3 separate regions of the Homo sapiens genome follow, and regions 1 and 3 are each linked to region 2. A link is a contact called in ENCODE Hi-C or POLR2A ChIA-PET data. All regions are on one chromosome and are shown on one strand. The core of a region is the stretch at or near the end of the contact, and the rest is flanking DNA. Distances in the headings are between cores, read along the strand shown. Region 1 has its middle 110 kb from the start of RAD23B. Region 2 overlaps LOC107987108 (a long non-coding RNA gene). Region 3 has its middle 23 kb from the start of RAD23B.

Region 1 (3,833 bases), core at 985-3,484, 750 kb before region 2:
TCAGCCAGGCTGTGGGGCTTCCCAAGCAGGGACTCAGCGGTCCAGCCTCTGCTACTGCCTCCTTCTGCCCCTCTGTCTATTTCTGGTGACTACCACACCCAGCACGTGGCATGCCAGGGGCCAGCCCCCCATAGCCAAGCAGCCTAATGGGCTGTATGGGTCTTCTTGATGCCAACTCCCACTGGACTCTCCAGTCTGGCAGTGCAGCCATTGTATACTTGGCTGGTCTGCACCAGCACCTTACACAGCAGCTAGCAAAACATAGCAATATTTAGTCCATATTGGGCCCATGAAAATGAAAAGGTGATATCCTATTCCTGTAGAGAGGAGTGATCACTTCCTTGATTTTGCTGATGCACATCCATCTCTGTTTCAAATTGAAAGTGCAAGTTCATTGCAAACCATCTCTGGCAGAATTGTCACTTCTGAACAATCAACCACATTTGGAATTTGGCTCCATCAGACACTGCTCCCTGTCTAGTACCAGGGACTATGGTTGATTCTGTTTCTGTTGACAGCTGTCTTCTCCAGTCCTAGCTCAACTCTTATCCCTAGTCCCACATACAGTGTTTTCATTACCACCTTGCACAGCACAGTCATGCATAGTTTTACCACAGGGACACGTTCTGAGAAATGTGTCATTATGTGATTTCATTGTTGTGCAAACTTCCTAGAGTGTACTTACACAAACCTAGACGATACAGCCTACTATACACCTAGGCTACATGGTTTAGCCTAGTGCTCCTAGGCTGCAAACCTGTATAGCATGTTACTGTACTGAACACTGTAGGTAACTGTAACACAATGGTAAGTATGTATGCATCTAACTTATCTAAGCATAGAAAAGGTATAGTAAAAATGTGGTATAAAAAATAAAAAATGGTATAGCTGTATAGGGAACTTACCACAAATAAAGTTTGCAGGACTGGAAGTTGCAACTCTGGGTGAGTCAGTGGTGAGTGAGTGTGAAAGCCTAGGATATTACCATACTTTTGTTGTTGTTGTTATTGAGACAGAGTCTCACTCTGTTGCCCAGGCTGCGGTGCAGTGGCACAATCTCGGCTCACTGCAATTTTTGCCCCCTCGGGTTCAAGCGATTCTTGTGCCTCAGCCTCCTGAGTAGCCGGGACTACAGGTGTACACCACCACTCCTGGAAAATTTTTGTATTTTTAGTAGAGATGGGGTTTCACCATGTTGGCCAGGCTGGTCTCGAACTTCTGGCCTCAAGGGATCCACCCACCTTGGCCTCCCAATGTGCTGGGATTATAGGCGTGAGCCAGGGCGCCCGGCTACTGTACATTTTTATATGACTGGCAGCACGGTAGATTTGTTTACAGCAACATCACCACAAACGTTTGTGTAATGACATTACAACAGCTATGCCATCACTAGATAGGATTTTTTCAGCTCCATTATCATCTTATGGGACCATTGTTGTATACGTAGTCCCTCACTGACTCAAATGTCCTTATGTGATGCATAACTGTAGTTGCATTTTAACTCATCTGTCTTCCCTATCAGACTGTGAGCTCCATGAAAGCAAAAACCTCTTCTGGTTTTCTCCTCATTGTATTCCCAGCACTTAGCACAGCGGCTAGCAAAACATAGCAACATTTAGTCCATATTTGATCCATGAAAATGAAAAGGTGATATCCTATTCCTATAGAGAGGAGTGATCACTTACTTGGTTTTGCTGATGCACGTCTATCTCTGTTCAAACTGAAAGAGCAAGTTCATTGCAAACCATCTCTGGCAGAACTGTCACTTCTGAGCAAGTGTATGTACAAAGACCTTTGCTCATTACAAAACAGGAGTCGTAATAGAAATTAGTCCCTTTGGTTTATTTTACAATTGTATTTAATTGCTCACCATTCTGCCAATTAATCAAGCCTTCAGTTGCCCTAAGTATGGAAATTTTTTAAAGAGGTGGATTAAAGGAGAAATTGCACTTGATGGGAGAAGATGAGGCCATGGCTCTGAAATATCTTTAAGTGAGTCACAAAGTATTTTTAAACCTTAGTTTCCTCATCTGGAAACTGAGATAGTTGAACTCAGTAATCACTACTTTTCTTTCCAGGTTTATGGTCCTATTAACTTATAATTTTGTTGCACTAATGCAAGTCTCCAAGCATGCTCTTTCTGTCTTGTGTTTTGGCCAAATCAGAACCTCAGGGTTAAGCCTTTGCATGACTTTTCATATGTTGCCACCAGGTGGCAGGAGTGTGCCACAGTCCTTTGGTCTCATGCATAAAGAGCATGAGCATCAGAGGTGGACTTAGGATGGTAGCTTTCTGAGCTAGAAGGGCAGAGTCTTTGAGTTTTTGAAATAGCAAACCCTCTTGTTTATGAAAACACATTCGCTTTTATGCAAAACAACAATTTGAGGGTTAGCAATGACCATATCTAGAAATGACCAGGGACCAAGAGTTTCATGGTCCAGAATTTTAAGGACATGGTCCCCAGCCCCTGGTGATCTTCTCACTCCCACTTTATACCTGAGTAGGTCATGGCAGCCCATCACCCCAGCAGCCACTGTGGAATTCAGTGTCCCATGAGGAACACCACGGGCTGAACCAGGGTTGATAGATTTACACTGTTTCTTTGCTCCTTCCTGTCTCTTTCAGGGAAAGAGATCAGGGCTAAGCCCACCCAAATTTAGGGTCCCTAAGTCCTTTGAAAAAAAAACTTTAAACTATTTGCCTAATTATAGTAAAGTTTTACCTAAACACAAACTCAGCAAGAAAAATTGTCACCCCCTGTGATGGTCAGTTTTGTGTCAACTTGTCTGGGCCGTGGTGTGCCCAGATATTTGGTCAAACATTATTCAGGGTGCTTTTGTCAAGCATTATTCAGAGTGTGTTTTTGGATGAGATTAGCATTTAAATCTGTAGACTCAGTCAAGCAGATGTGGCCCTCCCTAATGTGGATGGACCTCATCCAATCAGTTGAAGGCCTGAATAGAACAAAAGGCTCTCCTTCCTCCAAGTAAAAGAGACTTCTTCCTACCTAAGTACTTTCTTCAAACTGCACAATGGCTCTGTCTGGGTCCCAAGCCTGTCAGTCTTCCCCCTAGAAGCTCACCATCAGCTCTCTCGCATTGCTAGTTTGGTAACTCACCCCGCAGATCTGGAGGTTTCTCGGCCTCTACAATCACATGGCCAATTCCTTAAAATAAATCCCTTTGTGTGTGTGTGTGTGTGTAATATATATAAATATGTATAGTATATATAAAATACGTATATTATGTGCATATATGTATATGTAAAATATCCCATTTCTTCTGTTTCTCTGGAGAACTCTCACTAACATACTCCCTGGCTTGCCATTCATCCTTTGGCTATGCTTTCATTTCACACATGTATACTGAGAACCTATCTAGTACTAGGCCCTGTACTAGGCATCTGAAATAGAAAGGTGAAGCCAGCTGCCCGACTTAACAGATTCAAGAACAAGGGAAAAGACAGTACAGAAATGAGGTGTCACAGAATAGAAGTCAATGTGGAGCTGGGGAAAGCTAAGAATGACCAGATGCTGAAGAGGAGAAATGTAAGCTCATTTCCTGATGATGCTACTTGTCCGCTGCAGAAAAACCACAACAATCAGGGCACTGTAAATTAGTGTGTTGATGACATTGTCAAAGGCATAAATAGCAACAATGTGGAAAGTTAGCTCCAAGCTACTCAAGCTGCCAGGAAACTACTTTCTAGAGGAAAACAGCCCCGCCCCCGCCCCCCACCACCCCCCGCCCCACAAAGACAACTTAATCTGGGCTGGTTTGATTCCAAAATTTGTGTCTTTCTTAGGCAGAACTGATTGTAGTCCCATTCAGTTT
Region 2 (3,756 bases), core at 932-3,431:
TCTCTAGTAAAAATTCAAAAAAATTAGCTGGACGTGATGGCACATACCTGTAATCTCAGCTACTTGGGAGGCTGAGGCACAAGAATCGCTTGAACCCAGGAGGTGGAGGTATCAGTGAGCCGAGATTGTGCCACTGCACTCCAGCCTGGGCGACAGACGGAGACTGTCTCATAAAAATAATAATAATAATAGAAAGAAAGAAAGAAAATGCCCTTGGCATTTGCAACAGGGAGATCATCAGTAACTTTTATCAGGGGAGTGTCAGATTAGAGGCAGGGATGTAAACCAAACATCAATAAGATAGAGAGGGAATGGGAGGTAAAAAGAGGAAACAGTGAGTTCAGCCAATTCTTTTAAGAAGTTTGGCTGTGAAGGTGGAGGATAAGATACAACCGCAGGTAAGGATTCAGTGAATATTTAGTTTTTTTTTAACGTGGGAGAAATTTGAAGGTATTTAAAGCCTGAAGGAGCCCGAGGGAAGTATTTCCCAGGGAAATACTTTACCCGATTTAGCAGAAGGGAAGGGAGAAAGGATGAATGTAGATGCCAATAAGTTTGTTTGGGCCAGTGTAGGTACTGAAAATGTTTTTTTATTTTCTCTGTCTAAATTCAAAGCAAGGACATTTCTTAAGAGTAAGGGAGGTGATGGGCTCAGGAGAGTAGAGATGGTTTGGTTCTATTTATGAAAGTACCCACTGACATCCCCACATACCCACATCCTGTTGCCCAGTCATTGCTTGTCCTTTTATTTACTCTCACATTAACTCATCCATTCATTCAACAACTGTTGAATGAAAATCTGTGTGGCAGGCTGTGGGAAATGCACTGGGGGTACAGAGGTAAAAAGCACATCGGGTAGGCATGAGATGACTGTCTGTGGCTACACAGGAAGGTAAATTTTATTTGACCCATAATAGGACGGGCCCAGTTACTGTAGTCCCTGGAATTAGCACATTAACAAAGCAAGCCACACGGCTACATCCTGATTAATCTGATTATTAAACAGATACATTTCATGATTCATGGGATTACAGTCATCCATTCTCAACCCCTACAGAGCCTAAAATCTCTCTCTTCCAGCATATGGCTCTACTTGAGTTTCTGGCACAAATCCTGTGACCTCCTCTGGAAGAGAACGCTAATTGTCCCCCAGTATCCATCTCCCTTTCTTCCATGGTAAGTGAATGTAGCTAGGTCCATAGCTAACTCAAGTAAAGAATACTTTCCCTAACCCCCTTCATGATTAGGTATAGCCCTGTGACTAAATTCAGGCCAGTGGAAAGTAACAGAAAGTGAAGCAGGTCATTTCCAGGTTAGTCCTTAAAGGGCAAGGGCATGCCCTGCTTTTCACCTTTTCCCTTCTGCTGGCTGGAATGAGGGCAAGGTGGCTGCGAGCTTATGATGTGGATGCCACAGAGGAGGGAGAGTGGAGCAATCTTATGGAAAGAGCCTGGGTCTCCTTGGTGAGTTCTTCATTTATAACTCAGGACTTTAGAAATAGCTGAACCTCCATGTAGATGGAGCAGTAGACTTAGCTAAGGGGATTTAAGAGCCATAAAAGATGAGAAAATGGTTGAGAATTTATGATGCAATTTGGAACAATGGCGGCCAAGAGTCTTTCATCCCTACAAGTGGGGAGTTTCAGCAGGAAGGTAAAGGAGTTGTGCTAGGTGTCTTCACACCTATAATTTCCTTTATTCCTCACACCAACCTTATGGAATGCATACTATTATCTCCATTCTACAGATTTTGAAAACCAAAGAGATAAGAGGTACCCAAACATGCAGTTATTGCACAGCAGAGCTGGAGTATGCACTTCTTTCTGCAGAGTGCTTGGCTCTGTTTTTTCTCTTTCACTATGAGACTTGCTCTTGCTCATGTGAGGGGGCCCCAGGCTGCAAGGAGAGCAGACACTTTCATCAGCTTTGTGGCTTAGACGGAATGAAAAGTCCCTCTTTCCTGCCAGACCACAACGTCCTGTGGCCCTGTGCCCATCAGGCACTGCCACCTTTGAGCCCCTGTGTGTACAGTGGTGATAGGGCTGAAGGGAGGGGAAGAGAAGAGAAATGCCCCCAGGCCAAGACCCTTTACAATGGAACCAGGTGCTATAAATTTCTCCAAATGCACCACCGCTCTCCACACATGCACATCTGGAATGCCGCATAACCCCTTCCCTCTCCAACCCCCTCTGCAACAATGACTTCCTGGAGCATTTTAATGACTCACCATTGTAAATAATATACTCTACCCTTTCTTGTAAAAAAAAAAAAAAGCTGGAAGTTTCTGCAAAACCAGCAAATTACTCCAAATTATAATTTCATCGAAAACACTGGGAAAAAAAACAACAACACCTTCATAGCCTGAGGTAGGAAAGGTTCAGGAGATTTATGTCTTTCCTTGAACATGTAGATTTATAACAGTGGATAATGTACATTCATTTCATCCATATTTATACCTGAATTGATGCAGAGTCTGGTATCCATTACTTTAATCTATGTAACTTGATCATCAGAAATCTGAACCATAATTTTAACACGTATTACAAAGAGTTTCTTTTGGGCTTAAAGGAAAATGACGGCAGAGAAGAAAAGCCATTAAGACCCAGCTGCAGTCACTTATTCCTGCTGCACTTCCTTCTGCAATATGTGTGGGTCTCCCTCCCCATTTCTCATCCCATACCTTCCTGGACACACACTGGCTCCCTCACTCAACCTCCAGCACTAACTGTGCTGAGACTGGAAAGGAGAGAGAAATGATGGGCAGGGCAATTCCAGGGAATTCATGGAAATAAATCTCTGAGATTCCTGCCAAACCAGAGCTCACACAGAGGCGGTAGAAATGGGCAAGTAGTAGCCTCTAGTCACTTAGTTGAAGTGAAAAAATGCAGAGTCTGATCAAAGCTTCTCTCTGACAGACAGTAGAAATTAAACCCAGACACCAGTTCTCAAAAAGCATGGCTGGCACAGAGCACATGTTCCTGTCCAACTTCTGAGCATCAAACATTAGCCTAGCTCAAAACTCCAAATTCCTGTCCTGGACTAAAGCCAAGTGGTGGGTTTTTGAGGGATCTGGGACCCAGAATTATATTAGGTGGAAGATGAAGAATGCAAGACCCGGGACCTCACTGTAGTAGGTGCATGTCAGAGAACTCTCTTGGGCTGACATCCTGGGATTTCCTAAAGCCATAAAAGCACCACGAGGGCAAGTCATTTTGTTCACTTGCATGGTCAAGGCTGGCACTTAGTAGGTGCTTGATAAATTTTGTTGAATGAAGGTCTTTGTTACAAACCATTCCAGAGCTATAAACTGTAGTGTGAGTAGATACAGTACAATACTGAAGATGAAACCAATGGGGTTTTATGACATTAAGAGTACTATTAGGAGTAATATGCAATCAAATTTATTATGGCTTTCTGTTCTTTTCTCTTCCAAATTTTCTTCCATTCTTTATCGTGTGTGTCACCAGAATGTTTCATATTTTATAAATATTTCGAGATTTGAAAGCATGATGCTATTTAATGTTCATAGCAATCCTGGGACACAGTTGTAACAAACAATTCCCATTTCACAGATGAGGACACTGAGAAGCAGAGTTTCCATAACCTGCCTGTGTTCCCCACCAGGCTTTCAGCACTGCTGTCTCCCGATTCCCATGTTCTTTCCTCTACACTGTGCCACAGTGGTGTGTTCTTGGCAGGGGTAAAGGGCAGAGTAAATAGAGAGGGCATTTTAGGAGTGCCTGGAAACAGCTGATCT
Region 3 (3,874 bases), core at 37-2,536, 840 kb before region 2:
ACCATATTTTTTCAATTAAGTGATGTTGACAGGATTAGAAAATGAGATTATTGTATATGTTGTATTACACAATGCACATAGTAAAAAGAGAATAACACAAATACCAAAAAATAATTTCTACAGCCATTTTCAAAACAAATACTGGATTCCCACTTTAAGATGGTGAATTAAAACTGAGTTCATTTTTTTCTCCTCTAAATCTTTTTGAAGTAATTTCAAAAAACGTCCCAAAACACAACAGCTTTGGAAACCAAAACAAAGTGATGTGATAGTTATACAAAAATGATCCCAGTGAACCACGCTTGTTGGTACTTATTCCTCTGTGTAGTCTCCTCCCATATTGCAGGTGGACTTTAATCAATAAAATGCAGTGACAGTGATGCTGTAGCATTTTGGATTTAAGCCTTTAAAAGTCCTGGCACCTTCCTTTTTTGCACTCATGAAAGCGGACCATAATGTATGCATCCAGCTACCACGCTGTAGAAAGTGGTCATGTGTAGAAACCCTGGAGGATGAGATACCCCTAAGGATGAGGAGACAGGCCATGTGGAGAAGCATCAAGTTGCTAGACATGTGAGAGAAGTCATCTTGGATGTCTCCATGCAGCACAGCCTCCAGAGGACTGCCGTCCTAGCTGCTATCTATGACTGCATGAGAGACCAGAAGTGAGACCAGAAGAACAGCTCAGCTAAACTCAGTCAACACAGAGGCTCATAAGATAATAATAAATTGTTGTTTTAAACCACTACGTTTTTGGTAGATTGTACTCAGCTATAGTTCTGAAAGCTATAAAGCATCTGGAAATAGATTGACAGAAAAAAAAGAAAACACGTAAATTTTTCTGTATGAGTTCAAAGAAGAAAATTCCAAGCTCAGAGCCCAGGCACAGCTGTTAGGAGCCAGCCCTGAGGCAATTCACAGAACTAGGGGCTGGGAAGTGAACTGAAGGACTTCAGAAATTGCTAGCCTTCACTGTGCTAGATGTACTTGCTAACTGAAATTTGCCACAGTCAGTTCCTAAGCTGGGAGCTAAGGAGTTCAGTGGGATCAGTGCCCCTTCAGGTTACCATTATACATTGAATGTGTCACCTCCGCAGTTAAATCCCACAGCATCTCTTAGGATCCCAAAGTCAGAGGCTGGAATATTTGACAGTGTCAGGAGTGTGGGTGTGGGCAGAAACATCAAAACAAAGAATTAGGAGAGCTTCATTTATTCTGCTCGAGGGAGTTTCTAAACTGCCTCTAGGGAGGTGAGTAACTGAACCGATTCAAAGAGCAAAGGTTGAGCCTTACTGAGCTTGTTGTTCTCACCAAATAAAGGGGGAAGTGGAAACAAACAAAACCACAAAGGGAGAGATCTTTTAGCCAGTGCAATAATAAGAGCTATCACTTATATGCCATTTACCATGTGTTAAAGGCCACTGTTCCAGTTCACTCACAACCTTATAGAAAACCGTGGTAAAGAGGTTTGTGGTGTATGAATGGCAGCAGCCTGATCTTAGAGTTATAAACACAAGGCGATAAAAGTGACATTTCAAATCAGTGGGAAAAGAATGGATGCTCCAATAATAGCAAGTTCCTAATGCAGAAATTCGGCCAGTTATAGGTGGGTCAAATATTCCAGCTATGAAAAATTAAAATAAAGACAAAGATAAACCATGTGCTATGTTCAATTAATAGAGTGTGATTACAAATCAGTAAAAAAAATTGAGTGCCCTAAACTTGCCAAATTATATGGACAGACAACAAACAAATGAAAAATACAAGTGGTCAATAAATACACATTTGGAAATGCACTCCGTCTGGGTACGGTGGCTCACGCCTATAATCCCAGCACTTTGGGAGGCTGAGGCGGGTGGATCAATTGAGGTCAGGAGTTCAAGACCAGGCTGGCCAACATGGTGAAACCCTATCTCTACTAAAAACACAAAAATTAGTCAGGAGTGGTGGCACACACGTGTAGTCCCACCTACTCAGGAGGCTGAGGCAGGAGAATCGCTTGAATCCAGGAGGTGGAGGTTGCAGTGAGCCAAGATCGTGCCAATGCACTGCAGCCTGGGCAACAGAGTGAGATTCCGCTTCAAAAAAAAAAGAAAAGAAAAGAAAAGAAAAAGCACTCCAAGGCTGAGACTGGAAGATCGCTTAAGTCGGTGAGGTCGAGGCTGCAGTGAGCTATGATCGTCCGATTTCACTCCAGCCTAGGTGACAGAGCGAGATCCTATCTCAAATAGATAAATAGACAAAAAATAAAAAATAAAAAAGCATTCCACTTCACCAGTATTCAAACTCAACAGGAGTGATAACAACATATTAGTTATCACATATGGAACTTACAAGGAAATAATTTGAGGCAATATGCCTTATTAAATATTTAACCTTCATATGAAGTTGGAAAATGCCAAACAAGGTGATGCTGGGACAAAATGGAACAAATTGAATATTGAAAAAGATTATGTGATGAAAGTGACAATCAAATAAAGAAAAGGAAGATTACTTGGTTACATTATATTGGGACCATTAATTAAATGAAAAAAAAATCAGTTGGATTTATATCCTATACCATAGACTAAAATCATTCCAAACAGATGAGGGACTTACGTGTGAAAAATGAAACCTTTAAACAACTAGCAAGAAGTAGAGGTGAGTATTTACCTTATCTCAAGATAGGCAATGGCTTTCTGAGCACAAAATAAGGAATAAATTATAAAGTTAAAAGACTTAAGCTGGGTGCAGTGGCTCACACCTATAATCTCAGCACTTTGGGAGGCCAGGAAGGAGGATCACCTGAGGTCAGGAGTTCCAGACCAGCCTGGCCAACATGGTGATGAAACCCTGTCTCTACTAAAATATAAAAAATTAGCCAGTGAATCGCTTGAACTCGGGAGGCGGAGGTTGCAGTGAGCTGAGATTGAGCCATTGCACTCCAGCCTGGGAGACAAGAGGGAGACTCTGTCTCAAAAAAAAAAAAAAAAAGGCTTAATAACATCAATATCTATAATATATCTATTAAAAAACAAAGCAAAAACTACTTTAATTGCAATAATCTTTCATATGTAACATAGTAAGATAATACTCTTTATTGTTATCTTGCTAATCAGTTCAAATATCAAAGGGATACAGTTTTTGACTTATTTAATTGGCCAGGATTTGTATTAATGTGGCAATACTCAATGTAAGTAAAGATACAAAGAGATGGAGATTTTCTTGTGCTGCTTATAGACATATAAATAGGCAGTATTCCTGGAAAGTTATTTGGCAATATGTGTAAAAGGTCTTTAGAACTGTCATCGTTTTTGACATAATAAATCTACTTCTAGGAATTAATCCTAAGGAGATATTCAGAAATATGAACTCTTTTTATAAATAAGATTTATCCCTCTCCCTCTCCCTCTCCCTCTCCCTCTCCCTCTCCGTCTCCCTCTCACTCTCCGTCTCCCTCTCGCTCTCCCTCTCCCCACGGTCTCCCTCTCATGCGGAGCCGAAGCTGGACTGTACTGCTGCCATCTCGGCTCACTGCATCCTCCCTGCCTGATTCTCCTGCCTCAGTCTGCCGAGTGCCTGCGATTGCAGGCACGCGCCGCCACGCCTGACTGGTTTTGGTGGAGACAGGGTTTCGCTGTGTTGGCCGGGCCGGTCTCCAGCCCCTAACCGCGAGTGATCCGCCAACCTCGGCCTCCCGAGGTGCCGGGATTGCAGACGGAGTCTCGTTCACTCAGTGCTCAATGGTGCCCAGGCTGGAGTGCAGTGGCGTGATCTCGGCTCACTACAACCTACACCTCCCAGCTGCCTGCCTTGGCCTCCCAAAGTGCCGAGATTGCAGCCTCTGCCCGGCCGCCACCCCGTCTGGGAAGTGAGGAGTGTCTCTGCCTGGCCG

The links. A loop is a pair of places that touch in the nucleus more often than their neighbours do. ChIA-PET counts read pairs that join two places held with the same protein, here RNA polymerase II (POLR2A). Pooled maps may share reads with other maps.
Region 1: a loop to region 2 is called in a map with no recorded cell type, with 8 times the contacts of the local background. The contact joins two enhancer-like sites. A Hi-C loop is called at or near these places in 1 of 168 maps with a recorded cell type or tissue (mammary epithelial cell), 5 of 37 single-sample maps with no recorded cell type and 6 of 50 pooled maps.
Region 3: a loop to region 2 is called in a map with no recorded cell type, with 20 times the contacts of the local background. The contact joins two enhancer-like sites. A Hi-C loop is called at or near these places in 3 of 37 single-sample maps with no recorded cell type and 4 of 50 pooled maps. POLR2A ChIA-PET finds 5 or more read pairs at or near these places in 2 of 52 experiments (BJ and PC-3).

The regions. Positions count from the first base shown.
Region 1 is chr9:107,170,737-107,174,569 of GRCh38, reverse strand. It overlaps the pseudogene LOC644661. Among named protein-coding and RNA genes, the nearest start is that of RAD23B, 110 kb to the left of the region's middle. Within about 2 kb of position 2,234, at least 2 of the 41 ENCODE cell types and tissues checked have a DNase peak (open chromatin) inside an H3K27ac peak, as active enhancers do.
Region 2 is chr9:106,419,001-106,422,756 of GRCh38, reverse strand. The region is part of intron 3 of LOC107987108 (a long non-coding RNA gene); the gene reads right to left. Among named protein-coding and RNA genes, the nearest start is that of MIR8081, 180 kb to the left of the region's middle. RefSeq lists an enhancer at 1,908-1,987. Within about 2 kb of position 2,181, at least 2 of the 41 ENCODE cell types and tissues checked have a DNase peak (open chromatin) inside an H3K27ac peak, as active enhancers do.
Region 3 is chr9:107,258,068-107,261,941 of GRCh38, reverse strand. No RefSeq gene overlaps it. Among named protein-coding and RNA genes, the nearest start is that of RAD23B, 23 kb to the left of the region's middle. RefSeq lists an enhancer at 2,995-3,534. Within about 2 kb of position 1,286, at least 3 of the 41 ENCODE cell types and tissues checked have a DNase peak (open chromatin) inside an H3K27ac peak, as active enhancers do.